Regions from separate parts of the Homo sapiens genome. Here region 2 is linked to region 1. A link is a loop called in an ENCODE intact Hi-C map of the cell type or tissue named here. Cell type or tissue: PC-3. All regions are shown on one strand. Each heading gives the region's core, and the rest is flanking DNA. Links, peaks and the distances in the headings are about the cores only.

Region 1 (8,336 bases), core at 337-8,336:
GATCATCATGTAATCATACTGTGCAGAAAAAGTAAAGAGTGCCCTAAAACGGGTTCGTTAAACTACAACTGGCCCACCACCTGTTTTTGTAAATAAAGTTTTACTGGAACTCAGCCCACACATTCATTTACATATCATCTATGGCTGCTTTTAGACTACATCAGACTTGAGTAGTTGCCTATATGGCCTGCAAAGTCTAAAACATTTACTACTGGACCCCTTATAGAAAACATTCACTGACCCCTGGTCTGAAAGAGGAAAATAGGAACCCTAATTTGGACTAGAGTTTAGGAAGACTTCCCTGAGAAAGTGACATTTAAGAGGTATGTGAAAGATGAAGAGGAGGGAGCCAGGCAGAAAGGAGAGAACAAGAGAGATTTTAAGCAGAGGACTCTTAGAAAGGAGACTGGCATATTAAAGCATTCTAAGGACTAAGGCAAACATGACTAAGAGAAAGTAGCTGTTACAGGATTTCTGCCTAATAATGAGTAGTATTACTATTAGTAGCCACGGGAGAAATAGTAGCAGTAGGCTGGCATTGAACAATTACTACGGACCAGGCTGTGTTTGGAGCACTTCAGATACATTAATTCTTTTATACCAAAGAGACTTGTGATTTCAGTATGTTTGGAAATAAGGGGCATGAAACTGCATCTGCAGAGCCTTCACATAAAACTGAGAAAACGTCAGTTGGACACATCAGAGAATGGGGGGTTGGGTGGGCTGACAGACACTTGGGGATGCCTAAATCCCTGTCGCCTACCCCTCTAAATACCACGCTGGCCATGTCATTTCTTACTGACACATAAAACAGTCTCTAAAACAAGACAATGTCATCACTTTAATTAAAGTTCATTATTGATGTTTAAAAGAAAAATACTCTTGGCTGGCAAATAATGAACCTTAGTTGTGATTTCAGACTTTCTATCTATATTGAGAAATACTGGAAAACAAGAAGAATCCTCATCTTCAAAATAAGAAAGAAGAATGGATTCCGGAAAGGAGAAAGATAGAGGGTGCCTGACATCTTCCTCCTTGGGAGATCGCAGGGAGATGATGAAATGAAAGTTGTACAAGCATTTAGAAAACACTAAAGTGTGGACTTCAAGCCGGCCCAACCTTCTCTCCTGTCTTAAGTGACCAGGTCTGGAGAATGCCACCAACAGAGTGCATGTCAATTTCAGCCAAGCAATCAACGGGGGCGTTTTCATATTTCCTTTTGAAATAAGAAAAGACAAATTGGCTTTTTTAAGGAAAAAAACAGAAAACAAAAACAGCTGAGCGTGGTGGCTCACGCCTGTAATCCTAGCACTTTGGGAGGCCGAGGGGGTGGATCACAAGGTCAGGAGTTCAAGACCATCCTGGCCAACATAGTGAAACCCTGTCTCTACTAAAAATACAAAAAATTAGCTGGGCGTGGTGGCATGTGCCTGTATTCCCAGCTACTTGGGAGGCTGAGGCAGGAGAATCACTAGAACCCAGGAGGCGGAGGTTGCAGTGAGCCGAGATCGCGCCATTGCACTCCAGCCTGGGGGACAGGGCGAGACTCCGTCTCAAAAAACAAACCAACCAACCAACCCTATTATGTAGATTTAGAGCTGCCTACGTGAACAGAAACAGAGAGAACAGTCAAGTGAGCAGGGCCGGGCTTCTTCCTGGGTCTTTCCCTACGTGGAAATACATGAAGCCCACCAAAATGAGAAAAGCCGAAGCTATTTATTCAGAGCTTGCTATAATAAGAAGTCAGCCACTGTCACCTGTGTTTGGTAGAAACTCAAAGGCAGGCAGAGAAGTGTGACACTTTTTAGTGGAAGAAGGGAAAGCTCTGGGTGGCAGCTGTTGGCAGGTGCCGTAGGGGGATAACAAAAGCAGCCCATCCGGGTGATCGGTTACGGGAGCATATTTGGCCTTCTCTGTTTGGTCCGAAGTTGGAAGTCACGACAAAAATTAGGGCAGCTGCCAGTAATTGATCAAGTCCTGGGCATGCCGGGCCAATTGCTACAGGGGTTATTGGTTGGTTTCCTGGACTGGCTGCTGCAGACTGGAAGTCAGAACTCCACTTTTATATAAGATCTGGCCATTGCCCACTAGAATAATCAATCTCTGTCCCTGACCCCTCTGTGTCTAACACGGGGAGAACAGACTGTTCCAGTCAGCTTTCTTGAAAGCGGCATAAAGAAATTTTAGAAAGCAGACAGAGGAAAAACAAAGAAATGAATGAGCCACAAATTCAGAGAAGATAAAATTAAAAATCGGTTAGCTATCTTCTCCAAGGAAAATCGGAGGCATAAAGATTGATGCAATTTAAATGTACCACAATAGGTAGCTAAAACAATTGTCAGCAATGTCAGCTCTCATGTGACCAGTCATTGTCTAAGTAAGTGGGTGGCTGGTTCATGTGTCACCAGCAATTCCACCTTGGGCAAGTCACTTGATCTCCACGAACTCTCATTGTTCATCTCCAAAATAAACAGACTGAATTAAAATCTCAAGTCCTTTATAGTTCTAAAATTTTCTGCTTCTGTGATTCTAATCATGGATGGCTCTTTTATTCTACAGGCGGCAGCTTTACGTCTGCCCAGTTAGATACATATAATTCATTATGAGCTGATCTGGAAAACAAAACAAATCACATTGTGTTTTGTTCAAGTGCATTCATTCAACAATAATTATGGAACAGTAACTATGAATAAAGTACTCTCCTAGGTGCTAAGGGAAAAAGCAAAAAGACTGAGACCCAGGGCCAGGCAAAGTGGCTCACACCTGTAATGCCAATGTTTTGTGAGGCCGAGGCAGGAGGATCACTTGAGGCCAGGAGTTCACGATCAGCCTGGGCAACATAGCTAGATTTTTGTAGATCCATCTCTGCAAACACTTAAAAATTAGCCAGGCATGGTGATGTGCACCCACAGTCCGAGCTACTCGGAAGGCTGAGGTAGGAGGATCGCTTGAGCCCAGGAGGTCGAGGCTGCAGTGGGCGATGATGGTGCCACTGCACTCCAGCCTGGGAGACAGAGTGAGATGCTATCTCTAAAAATAAAAAATAAAAGACTGAGACCCAGCACCAAAGAACTCTAGTTGAGAAGTAAAGATATGCATATCATTAACTCCGCAGCAAGAAATAAAGTATTCAGTGACCTAAAATGAGACAGAAAGTGCTAGAGAAAATGGCAAATAGTCTGTACAGGCTGCACGGCCTCCCTACAGGCTCTAGAGAAGGATCAGCTTGCGGTTGTGTTTTTAGCATATTATAATTGGCAAAGAACTTGAGCTTGCTTTCAGTGTCATTTGCTCCTGTTCTTTCCCCTTGGCTCTGAGGTTTGGCACATCAGAGTTACCCTAGCAGGTCTCTACTGCAAAGGGCATTTAAAAGGAGGGTTTATGTCAGAATATCAGCAACTCTGTATTTTACAAGATGTTCTGATCAGAAAAATCCCGGACTCAGAAATTACTAAATAACTGCAATGAAGGAGGACAAATGTTCCAAGGAAGCTGACTTTCTTTAAAGTCTGTGTTCCTAGGAAGTAGTAAATGCTGAAAATTACTAATTCCTGCTGCCCCCTGCCCACCCCTATCTGAAGCTACTCCCTGTGTTGGAGGAGCTGATTTTTAAGACAGGCAGTTTCTGAAGACGAGACATTTTCACTGGTAAGAAAAGGGCCAGGGAAGATTTGTTACTTGCTCATTCCGGGCTGGGGAGCCTGCTCTTTCATTTCTGCAGCTCTGCTGGTATCATCCAAAAATGCTTCCATTTGCTCTCATTTAAGAGAAATGCATGCAAATCACAAAAGGCAAAGCAAGCACGGTCAGTGAAGCTCAGCCATGGCCTGCGGGCTTCGTTTTGAAACCACCTCCAGCCACATGGAGGTGGTCAGCCTCTTTTAGACACCAAACCATTCTGGGTCACATTTTGTATGTTTGCACAATCTGTTCCCTATTTTAAAAATTATACAGGCTGCGCGCAGTGGCTCACGCCTGTAATCCCAGCACTTTGGGAGGCCAAGGTGGGAAGATTGTTTGAACTCAGGAGTTTGAGCCCAGCCTGGGCAACATGGTGAAACCCCATCTCTACAAAAAAATTACAAAATGTTATCCGGGCATTGTGCTGTGCACCTGTGGTCCCAGTTACTTGGATGAATTGAGCCTGGGAGACAGGAGGATGGCTTAAGCCTGGGAGATGGAGGCTGCAGTGAGCTGAGATAGCACCACTGCACTCCAGCCTGGGAGACAGGGCAAGACCCTGTCTCAAATATGTGTGTATATAATGTGTCCCTTTATATATATGTATGTATGTATGTAACATGCACCTGTATATAAATATGTGTATTGTATACATGTATATATAGGGGCATGTTATATATACACACACACACACACGCACGCACACACACACACACACATATATACATATACATGTATATATACAAGCACATATATATGTATGTGCATGTGTGTATGTGTGTGTGTGTGTGTGTGTATATATATATACATATGCACTTTAAATTGACACAACTCTCTTGAGTTTGATGCTGTCACTTCTTGAAAAGAAGTTGAGAATGGCAACATGGCTTGTGGTTTTCTTGGATGTCGGGTACAACAGAGTCTTCCGCCCTCTACTCCTTCCTCTGCAGGATGTGGGAGAGCGTTGAGCAGGTGCAGGTGGTGGGGCAGGAGATCTGCATGCCAGGAACAGAAAGTTCCTGGAGACCAAGGCTCCAGGTCAGTTCGCAAAAAGAAAAAAGAAAGAAAAGAAATCACCCAAGTACCGACTCAATATTTGCTCCCTATTTGTCACAAATCCCAAAACAATTAGCGAGCACTTATTGAGAGCACGGTTTCTCTTTGTTTTCCAGCAAACTCTCATGGGTGTGCCTCTTATTTACATTCTGTGACTAAAAGCCCTTAAGGATGAAGCTAGTTTGCAAATTTGCTAAGCATGCAGTCAGCGAATATGCAGGGTGTCCGATCATTATTCTTAACAAGCTCGTCATCTTCCTGTGGCCAAACCAGCTCTGAAATTCTCCCCACCCAACCACTATTGCAAACATCTGGCAGAGCTCCGTGCCTTGCAGACTGTCACCCATTTATGGGACAAAGGGACAAAGAGCAGCTGGGGTCCCCAAATGCCCTGCCAATTTCCATAATTACTGAGCCATCCAAGTTTCTCCGCTCCCTTGGAAATATTCACTTACTTTATATTATCTACGATCTACCAACTCATTTCAACACAACTTAGCTAGGCACTACTTAATATTCAAGTGCTCCCACAAAGCTGCATGTACATATATCCTTAAATTTTTAAGTCCAAATCACCGAGAAAGGCACTATTTAAAAGAGCTTGAAGGCAGAATCTTTAATACATCAGTAAGTGCTTTCTATAGCACAGCCATTCCCTAATTTATGTCTCTGGGTTTATTGATGACAGGTCATACATCTAAAAAAAACAAATCTACGGAGATGCTAAGGCAAACTCTATTCTCTCTTGAGCATCAGATAAGACAAGGGGGAAAATATTTTTCTAAAATGATATGTAAATAGGAGTTGTTTTATTACAAGAAGGAAAGGAATTCCACTGCAGCCTGCATGAGCCACTCCATCTGCACATCCTAAGGAGTCCTCCCTGCCCTCTTCTTCCAGCTGTGTTTGTTAGTCTGGTCCAATAAATCTCAACTCGGGCTGCATATGAAGCCACCTGGGGAGACTTTTTTTTTTTTTTTTAATGATGTCTGGACCCCAGTCCCAGAGAGCCTGATTTAATCCATCTGGAATAGACCCAGGTGGTTTTAACATGCCGCCAAGCCTCCAGAAGCCCCGGCTGTCATCAAAGCTGCTAAGTCACTGTGGATCCATCACCTAACCCAGAACAAATGGAGACAACTAAGAAGTCAATGCGTTTTTAGCTCCAAGTCTCCCTGAATTTTGCATGCGGGATATGATGAGAGGGGCTCCACACTGTTGTCTGTGCCTGCTTATTTTGGGAGTCAGAGTATATTCTAGGAAAGCGATCGTGGGCTGGCTACTCCTCAGTCATTGCTTATTAATTTTCGGTTATTTACCATCACAACCTCTCTTAACATTGCAGAGAAGTTTGTTTTCCCTTAAAAGGAAAGGAACCCATGAAACCAGAGCATGGGACTCAGAGATCATTTCCAACTATCCAACTTACCAAGGAGGAGCCTCAAGCCCAGAGTGAATTAAGTCAAAACCGCTAATGGGAAGATGCCCCGAGTGAGAGGTAACCAAGAAAACACAACCATGGTCCCCATTCTCCTGTAAGGGGTTTCAGAGCAGCCTTCCTGTGAGTCATGGTCCTTATCAGCAGGAGAAGCAACCTAGAAAAGCACTTCTCCAAAGCCGCTCCCAGGCCAGACAAGTTCTCACCTGTCAGTGATGAAATCAAAAAAATAAGTATGGGAACATGAGGGACTTGGAGGTTTGCTTTCATTTATTTACTTAAAAGACTGCTCTTTTTTATGAGATTACATCCATCCCGTATTTTTTATGATTTTAAGTTTTTTGTTGTTTTTTTTCTTTCATGAAATGATTTTAACAACAGACAAGAGGTGAGCAACAGCCTAGGTCTGGTGAGGGGGCAGCAGGAGGGTGGCGGTTCTCTGCAGCTCGGGACACAGCAACTTACTCTCAAGGCTGCAGGTGGGCTGTGGGTCAGGCTAATCCTGGATCTTCTCTCAGTACTAGTTTTGGAGAATGGGTATTGTTTTTAACAAAGGAGTAGATTTCCTAACCAGATAAAGCTAACTTTTCGTGTATGCATCTATCTCCCTTCTTCAATTTTTTTTTTTTTTTTTTTTTCTTTTGAGAGGAAGTCTTGCTCTGTCGCCCAGGCTGGAGTGCAATGGTGTGATCTTGGCTAACTACAACCTCTGCCTCCCAGGTTCAAGTGATTCTCCTGCCTCAGCCGCCCAAGTATCTGGGATTACAGCTGAGGAGGCCAGATGTCTTCAGCTTCAGTGGACTGGAATCGACTTTCTTTAGCCATGACAGAAATGCTATAGTTTTGTGTTAGACTGCTGTTACTAAGAAACAGAATAGAAACAATTTTTTAAATATTTAAAATGTTTTCCAAAAATGTTTGGAAGACTTTCTCCAGGTTTGGTGGGAGAACGCCACTGTGCATTAATTCATGGTGGGGCTTCCATAAATGTTTGGATCTATAAATACCTATGCTCGGAAGGGCTCCATCCAAGCAACCGTTTGTCATAGCAGTGACCTTGGCCAATTTCACTCTTGTTCCAAAAGGCTGAAAGAAGCTGATGATGCTGGTGGCTTACCTGCCACTGCTGACCTTCAATTAAAACCTGTGACAGATGCCACAGAGCACATCAGCCAATGAGAAGAGGAACGGCCCTGAGCAGCACAGATGCTGCGTCCAGAAGCCTCCATGGAGTGTCCGAAGGATCGAGATGGCAGGTCACTGAAGACTGGCTTTAGTGATTGACGTGGTTTGGCTGTGTCCCCACCCAAATCTCATCTTGCATTGTAGCTCCCATAATTCCCACGTGTTGTGGGAGGGACCCAGTGGGAGATAATTGAATCATGGGGTGGTTTCCCCCATACTGTTCTCGTGGTAGTGAATCAGACTCATGAGATCTAATGGTTTTATAAAAGGAAACCCCTTTCACTTGGCTCTCATTCTCTCTTGTTTGCCACCATGTAAGATGTGCCATTCACCTTCTCCCATGATTGTGAGGTCTCTCTAGCCATGTAGAACTGTGAGTCTATTAAACCTCTTTTTCTTTATAAATTATCCAGTCTCGAGTATATCTTTATCAGCAGCGTGAAAACGGACAAATACAGTGGTCCAGACTGAGCCCTCCTAGGAACTGTACTTGGTCATTGCATTTGAGAAACAACTACAGGGTCAGAATGGAGACCCCAGGCGGAGGCAGCTTAAATCCATATTTTTCAATGTGTGGCCTCCAGGCCAGTAGGCCCGGCATCACTGAGTGCCAGAAATGCAGAGTCTCAGGCCCCAGCATCTGGGGACGGGGCCCAGCAATCTGCATTTTCACAAGCCCTCTGGGTGGTTCTGATGACCTTAAATTTCAGGAACTACCAGCTTCAATCTCCAATTATTCCAAGAAAGCCTGGCTGAGCTGTGAAGAATTTCTCAGCGAGGGCTTATCCTCAACAGACCTCTTTGTAGGGGAGGCAACATGTTTGATCTGAACATTAGCTCCCAGCCTAATGACTGACATGATCAGGACATAACCTAGCTGCCCAGCAGTCCAAATGTTCCTGGTAGTCTTTTAAATCTATATGTGACTTGCTTATTTTTGTTGGTTAGCTTTTTTAAATGCAGGAATTGTAAAGCA
Region 2 (8,336 bases), core at 223-8,222, 120 kb after region 1:
TTTTCCTTTTTTCTTTTTCTTTTCTTTTTCTTTTTTTTTTTTTTGAGACAGAGTCTTACTCTGTCTCCCAGGCAGGAGTGCAATGGTGCAATCATAGCTGAATGCAGCCTCAAATTCCTGGGCTCAAGTGATCCTCCCACCTCAGCCTCCAGAGTAGCTGGGACAACAGGTACGCACCACCAAGCCCTGCTAATTTTTTTGTATTTTTTTGTAGAGAGAGAGTCTTGCTATGTTGCCCAGACTGGTCTTGAACTCCTGGGCTCAAGCGATCCTCCCATCTCGGCTTCCCAAAGTGCTGGGATTACAGGTATGAGCCACCACACCTGGCCAGAGACAGCTTTTTCAACATATCTCTCCTTAGCAGGAAAGGAATAAATAGTGCTCGCAGGAAAGGAAGAAATCAGATCCATTCTGCAGGCAGGGAGCTCAGTGGAGAACCAGGAGGGGTGGGAGTGAAGGGGCAGGCATTCTAGCCCTGCCTTTCTTGATTCTCAGGAAGGAATGAGCTGAAAGGCCCTTGGCCAATACCCTGTCAACCTGGATAGCTCCTGCCCTGTTCCTCCTCAGGTTTTAGGCTGCTGAGCTCTAGTCAAAGGACCTCGGACACGGTTCACATGGTCACCTGATGTGTACACAGCCAGCACACAGCCAGCCCTACCCTGGCCACTAAGAAACAGGTTCACCACCTTGAACGAGGTGCTGTTTACAGTCAGCGGTCAACACAGACAGCATTTGGGTCTCATGCCCAAAGGTAAACATGAAAGAGAACCATAGAGGAAGCCACTCCCACATGGACCCAGACACATTGATCCAGACCAGGGGCTGATCCAGAGCAGGGCTGATTCCCACTTTGAAAGTGGGACAAAGCCTGTTTCCTGCAGCCTGCAGTGAACATGTGCGCTGGGGTGGGGGAATCAGTCACCAGTAGTGGCCACTCAGCCTCAAGCTTCAGATCGATACAGATACAGGCACACAAGAAAGTAGAACTAGAAAAAAGCATGGAGGAAAATAATGTGGGAAAAAGACACAAAGGGAGGAAGGAGGAAAAGGAGCAAAAAAGAAAGAGGGGAAGTCATAAAGCGGCTCTAACAAAAAGAAGGCAAATCAACCAGGGCTCCTGGAGCACAGCCCCACCACGCACACACGCACGCACGCACGTACACACACACAAGGTGGCTTGGTTTAGTACAGAGGTGGTGGCAGTACACTGGGCCATAAGCACACCTCAAGCCATGGTTTCTTGGGATTCAAAAACCACACACGACCGGGCAAGGTGGCTCACGCCTGTAATCTCAGCACTTTGGGAGCCGGAGGTGGGTGTATCCCTTGAGGCCAGGAGTTCAAGACCAGCCTGGCCAACATGGTGAAACCCTATCTCTACCAAAAACACAAAAATTAGCCGGGTGTTGTGGCAGGCACCAGTAATTCCAGCCACTCGGGAGGCTGAGGCAGCAGACTCGCTTGAACCCAGGAGGCAGAGGTTGCAGTGAGAAGAGATCGCGCCACCGCACTCCACCTGGGCGACAGAGCGAGACTCCATGTTGGAAGAAAAAAAAAAGAAGAAGAAAAAGAAGAAGAAGAAGCATACACAGTATTTTAGGGATTTTAGTGAAAAATTTACAATATGGGTAAATGCCCAAGATATGTCACTCTGTGGAAAAGGGAAGAAACAACACACAATACAAAAGCAATTGTGTTGACTATGCACAGAAAAGGTCTGGAAAATACATAAAAAATCTCACAGTGGTTATTTCTGAGTGGTGGGATTAGAGTTGATTTTTATACTCCTGGTCAAGTCTTTATATATCATACAAAGGAATGGCATGGCACACTTTCCTAAATTTAAAAAAGCTGCCCTAAATATACCATATAGAAAGCCAAAGTTTTCAAAAGCATTATAGAGAATTGTTATGAAATCCAGGAGGTAAATGCAGACCTCAAGGCTAGCTATATTTATATAATCATGGACATTTTTGAGACAATCTGAAAAACCTAACAATCTGGTTGTTTATTAACAAATGAACATTTGAAATCATTTAGACATATCTTCAAGTCCAAAGAAAAATCTAAAGCAATCAAGCAAATATTCACTATCCTTCTGTCTGGTATTCTCCCATTTATATAACTATCAGAATATGCCCTGATAAAGTGTTCGATACTTAAGAAGAATGGTACCCTAACACACCAAAAAAGTGACAACAGGAAAAAAAACAATCAGCCAGGAAGAAAAAAGGTTCTGAAAGAACTGATTATATACAATGACTGAAAAGATGAATCTAACACATGCATTTACCAAATCCTTTGAAAGGGTCATTTCCACTAAAGTGTTCTCCAAGTAAAATATAACATTGTTTTCTCCAGAAGGTGCACATTTTAAAATTGGATTCTTAAAAGCTTATGAAATAATATACTAATAAACACATTTACAAAAGCTTTTTATGATATTAGCTTTTCCCGGAAATAAGCTATCCAGGTTTCCACATCATAAGCTGTAGTTGTGTAGTTATGTGTTTATGAATTAGTCATTCCTGGGGAAGGTGGGTTGTTTATTTGCCATGACTGTAGCAGAGCACGGCAAACCTAGAAAGAGAATACGATGCAGATGTCCCCTTTCTTGGTTATGCCCCAGTGGAAGCCGTAAATATATTGCCATCTGCACACCTCTCAGGGAAGGCCTCGCTTGGAAGAAAGGGTTAATTGCATGAGCACCTTGTATGGGCTGAAATCCAGATATTTTCTAATTCTATATGAAAAGGGGAGGGGGGCGGGGGAACCTCTACCTTCTAACCTAGAATGCTGGGTCTAATTCAAGACTATAGAAATGCTGGGTGGCTTTTCTCTCCCTAAATAGAAACAAGGCCATGTTCCCATTCAGAGGAGACCCTTTAAGCTCAGCAGGCATGGACTTCAAGGGTCCCAGAATACAACAGGCTCCTTGCCCTACACAGCACCGCCCCCCTCCTCTCCTCACCCCATTTCCTCTTTATCCGGGGAGCTACAGGTCTCCATCCCCTCAGAATCTCTCCCTGTGGAGCCGTTCACTTGATTTCCATCCATGTGAATCCCCCACCTTGCCCGGGCAGGACGCTATGTAGACTGCTGAGGGCAGATGAGATTTGGGACCAGAAAGAGGCTGCTAAATAATGAATAAAAAGAAGCACCCCCAGCCCTCCAAGACCTAATTATTTGCTTGCCTGAATCCAATAAGAAAAACAACCCCATGAAAGGAAAGGATGACAAAGACAGAGGCTAATTCTTCTCAAACCTTCTGGAAATTCTAGTTCCGAAGGGGGAAGGTGTGGTCAGGGATTTGGGTGCAGATCAGACTTAAGAGCCCCTGACAAGCCTAAACTACTCCACGTCCGCCCATCACATGGGCTGGAGGGCAGGGTCATGGGGGGTTATAGGCACAAAGGGCCCCCACCAGAGGGCTGGCCCCTCCCCAGAGAACACAGGCAGTGCTCCTGTGTGGGGCTGTGAAGGAGTCTTTTTACTACTGTCCATGCCATGCCACTCCAGGACAACCTTTCCTCCCCTACTAGGGACACCCCCAATCATTCCAAACTCACCTCTCCTCTGCACCTGGGAACCAGCAGCATCCCAACAAATGCCCAGAAAGTTCTAGTTCCACCTCCGCCCCTGTGGCCCACAACATGGCTTTTATTTTCTCCAATCATACTTCACCACTTTAAAATTGCTTTTAAAAACCATATTTGAGGCCGGGCTCAGTGGCTCATGGCTGTAATGCCAGAACTTTGGGAAGGTAAGGCACGCAGATTGCTTGAGCCCAGGCGTTTGAGATGAGCCAGCCTGGGCAACAGAATGAAGACCCGTCTTTACAGAAAATATAAAAAAAATAGCTGGATGTAGTGTTAAGCACCTGTAGTCCCAGCTACTCGGGAAGCTGAGGCGGGAGGATCACTTGAGCCCAGGAGGTCAAGGCTGCAGTGCGCCATGATGGCACCACTGCCCTCTAGCCTGAGTGACAGAGTGAGACCCTGTCTCAAAACATAAAAATTAAAAAGCGTATTTGCATAAAATCGGTAGCTTGTATGAATGACATGAACTATATCAATTTCAATATCCTGGTTATGATATTGTACTGTAAACTTGTAAGATTTACCATTGGGTGAAACTGGATAAAGGGTATGCAGGCTATCTCTATTACTCCTGACAACTTCATGCAAATCTACAATTATGTCAATAAAAAATTCCATTTAAAAAACCTAAAGAACATATGTTGTAAACCTCATGTGAACAAAGACCAATCAAGAGATAATCCTACCTACAAATGATTACACAAACCCAGCCTGGGTTTTACAGGTGCTTCTGCAGCCCATTTATTCAACAAATACATATGCCATCCCTACAATGGGCTATGCCAAGCATTATGAAGTGTATCTCTGCTAACGCTCTCATAAAATGAGTGTTGATGAGAGAAAAGTCATCTATTCTAGGTAGACCTGGCATAACTGACAATTTCATTTTTTTAATCAGAGGTGAAAATATTTTGACATTCAGTGCATTTGAAAATGCATTAAGTAACTGCTCTCTTTAGGTTGGGACATGGCTCAAGTCACAATTCATAAGTTACCCTGGTCGCAGCTGTCAGGAAAACATGAGAGTGACTGGGCGCAGTGGCTCATGCTTATAATCCCAGTACTTTGGGAGACTGAGGTAGGTGGATCACTTGAGGCCAGCGGTTCAAGACCAGCCTGGACAAAATGGCAAAACCCCATCTCTACTAAAATTACAAGAATTAGCCAGGCATTGTGGCAGCTACCTGTAATCCCAGCTAATCGGGGGGCTGAGGCAGGACAATCGCTTGAACCCGGGAGGCAGAGGTTGCAGTGAACTGAGATCGCGCCACTGCACTCCAGCCAGCGTGACAGAGTGAGACTCCATGTCAATAAAAAAGAAAACATGAGAGTGGACACCCCTTTGCCGAGTCACAATATTTATTACACGTTCCACATGGCAGCATCTACCCATTCCTTCTGCGGGCCACGTACTGACAACAAGTTTCTCAGGCAGCCAAGAGAGGTGAAATTTCAACCTGAGTTCGAGGGCAACATCCTGGGGTGCTTGCTTTGCTTCAAAATGAGTCATCAAAACCCTATAAGCCTTTTGGCCAGGAAGTTCCAGAGATTTTAAACAAGCAAATGTGCCCCAGCTACGACAATCCCTGAAACATCCTGCTTCATTTTGCACCTGTCATCTGTCTGGACCAGATGTCGCTCTCAGCTCGTGTAAGAAGCCCTGTGTAGCTGCCGCCACGACCTTCCCATAAAAAACGTTCCCAAGACACATTTCCCAGGCACAGATCCTTCCTAAGGTCAGAGGCTTGAGAGGGGGACCATCTTCCTTGGCATATTTATTGCTGATGGCACTTACCAAAGTATTTTTAATGCATTATCTCATCTGTTACTTACAAATAACACCTCCCCCTAGGAAAACCTATTGACTTCTAAAAAAAAAAAAAAAAAGAAATTCAGAGACAGGGTCTTGCCCTGTCTCCCAGGCTGGAGTGTAGTGGTGTGATCATAGTTCACTGCAGCCTCCAATTCCTGGTCTCAAGCAATTCTCCTGCCTTAGCCTCTCAAGTAGCTAGGACTACAGGTATGTGCCACCACTCCCAGCTAAATTTTAAAAATTTTTGTTTGTTTGTTTTGAGACAGAATCTCGCTCTGTCGCCCAGGCTGGAGTGCAGTGGTGCGATCTCGGCTCACTGCAAGCTATGCCTCCCAGGTTCACACCATTCTCCTGCCTCAGCCTCCCAAGCAGCTGGGAATACAAGTGCTCACCACCACATCCAGCTAATTTTTTTGTATTTTTAGTAGAGATGGGGTTTCACCGTGTTAGCCAGGATGGGCTCGATCTCCTGACCTCGTGATCTGCCCGCCTTGGTCTCCCTAAAATTTTTTTTCGAGACGGTGTCTCACTATGTTGCCCAGGCTAGTCTCGAACTCCTGGCCTAAAGAGATCTTCCTTCCTCAACCTCCCAAGCAGCTGGGATTATAAGCATCAGCCACAGCATCCAGCCATAACCTCATTTTTTAAATGAAGAAACTGAGGCTAACTCTCTCAAATATTTGTCAATTCCTGGTTACTCAGAAATTGATGATTTATGATCATTTCAGTCTTTTTCTGGCCTCTTCCTATCTGCTTCTAGCAGTGGGCAGGCAGCAATCTAAAGAGAAAGAGAGAGTATGGGTCTCAAGTTAGGTGAAGTAGCAGTCCAGCTCATGACTCAAGAGATGACTTTGCATTTAGCCTCCCAGAACCTCTGTCTCTTCATCTGTAATGTGGAGTAATACCACACTGCAGCACCAAAGGGGTGATTAAATGCAACAACCTGGATAAAATACGAGGTGGTTGCTCAAAACATTACCTCTTTGATGCTTGTTAAAAATAAGATTGGCTCAGCTGGGCACAGGGGCTCACACCTGTAATCCCAGCACTGTGGGAGGCCAAGGTGGGTGGATCACTTGAGGTCAGGAGTTCAAAACCAGCCTGGCCAACATGGTGAAACGCCATCTCTACTAAAAATACAAAAATTAGATAGGCGTGGTGGTGGGCGCCTGTAATCCGAGCTACTCGGAAGGCTGAGGCAGGAAAATCGTTTGAACCTGGCAGGCAGAGCTTGCAGTGAGCCGAGATCACACCACTGCACTCCAGCCTGGGTGAAAGAGTGAGACTCCATCTCAACAAATAAAATAAAATAAAAATAAAAGATTGGCTCAATAGAAATAAGAATTAACAACCAAAGTAGAATTTTTGAATTATCAGAGAATTTTAATTATATGCAAAACTCTCTGAATTCAGGGGTAATTGGGGATTATCTATAATTAATGGCTGAGACAGAAACACCCAGATGAACAGGACTTTTATTTTCGCTTATCAGAGTTGGTAAAGAAATGCTGCCCCACTATCTTATCCTTCAATTAGAAATCTACCATTAAACCTCTGCACATAACTGAAATGCACAAACTGCGTGCTTTATGGGTGACGGACAAACCCAAGCTCTCACCCACCATTCTCATCAGATTTCAACATGACCACTGTAAAGGCATAATGGAATTTAGGATTGATTATTCCTTGCCCAATATCCAGAACGTCTCAGGAATGTGTGTGCTGTTGAATGTGATGTTCTGCTTTAGAGAATTGACTTGTGAATGGTTCTTAAGTGCTCAAATATGAAGAATATGAAATACAACAAAATACATTTGGGATGAATTTGATCACTCTTTTTTTTTTTTTTTTTAAGATGGAGTCTCGCTCTGTCACCCAGGCTGGAGTGCAGTGGCGAGATCTCGGCTCAATGCAAGCTCCGCCTCCCGGGTTCATGCCATTCTCCTGCCTCAGCCTCCTGAGTAGCTGGGACTACAGGTACCCGCCACCACACCCGGCTAATTTTTTGTATTTTTAGTACAGATGGGGTTTCACCGTGTTAGTCAGGATGGTCTCAATCTCCTGACCTCGTGATCCGCCTGCCTCGGCCTCCCAAAGTACTGGGATTACAGGCATGAGCCACGGCGCCCGGCCTTGACCACTCTTTTCTGCCTTGTCTGACATCAGCCACTAACACTAAACTCTCAAATTACAGTACACGTGGTGGGGGAGGGTAGGTAAAGCCACACGATCAAATGGTACACCTTCTGAGAGCATCAGCCTTGCTCAAGGTGAGTCTGCAAAAGCTCTGGAGATGGCCAGTTCATTTACTGACTACTCTCTGCACCTGGGAGTGCTCTGTGGCAATCGGAAAAGAGCTACTGAAGGAGAGGAAAAATACCAACTGATGGAAGACCCACCTGCCGAGGCCTCTGCTAGGTATCTGCAGAGTGTCCCATTTAATTTCTTACCTAGTCACTCAACAACCACGGGACAAAGAGGGGACCAACAGCCAGGAGCTTTTATTTATTGTTTTGAGATATACTTTAACCAGGTTTTCAGACCCCATCTAAGCAGGGGTGTATTAGTCCGTTTTCATACTGTTATAAAGAACTGCCTGAGTCTGAGTGATTTATAAAGGAAAGAGGTTTAACTGAGTCACAGTTCAGCATGGCTGGGGAGGCCTCGGGAAACTTACAATCATGGTGGAAGAGGAAGGAAGCAAGGCAGAAGGGGAAGCAAGGCATCTTCTTCACAAGGCGGCAGGAAGGAGAAGGAACGCAGGAGACACTACCACACACTTATACAACCATCAGATCTAGTGAGAACTCACTATCACGAGAACAGCATGGGGAAAACCTACCCCATGATTCATTTACCTCCACCTGGTCTCTCCCTTGACACCTGCGGATTATGGGGATTTATAGGAATTATAATCCAAGATG

Evidence for each region. A loop is a pair of places that touch in the nucleus more often than their neighbours do. Peaks named below come from ENCODE experiments on the same cell type or tissue, not always from the same donor. Only the 100,000 strongest peaks of a DNase experiment are listed, where the experiment ranks them.
Region 2: it touches region 1 in a loop (2.9-fold over the local background); 1 of 110 quality-filtered maps calls a loop at or near these places.

Annotation. Positions count from the first base shown.
Region 1 is chr10:12,584,931-12,593,266 of GRCh38, reverse strand. All of the region lies in intron 2 of CAMK1D (calcium/calmodulin dependent protein kinase ID), which reads right to left. Among named protein-coding and RNA genes, the nearest start is that of MIR4480, 10 kb to the right of the region's middle. RefSeq lists an enhancer at 4,887-4,956. In PC-3, for the core only: no CTCF peak of the experiment used is centred there; a DNase peak (open chromatin) is centred at 4,936; H3K4me3 peaks cover 1,085 bases; H3K27ac peaks cover 1,239 bases.
Region 2 is chr10:12,463,743-12,472,078 of GRCh38, reverse strand. The region is part of intron 1 of CAMK1D (calcium/calmodulin dependent protein kinase ID); the gene reads right to left. Among named protein-coding and RNA genes, the nearest start is that of MIR4480, 110 kb to the left of the region's middle. In PC-3, for the core only: no CTCF peak of the experiment used is centred there; no DNase peak of the experiment used is centred there.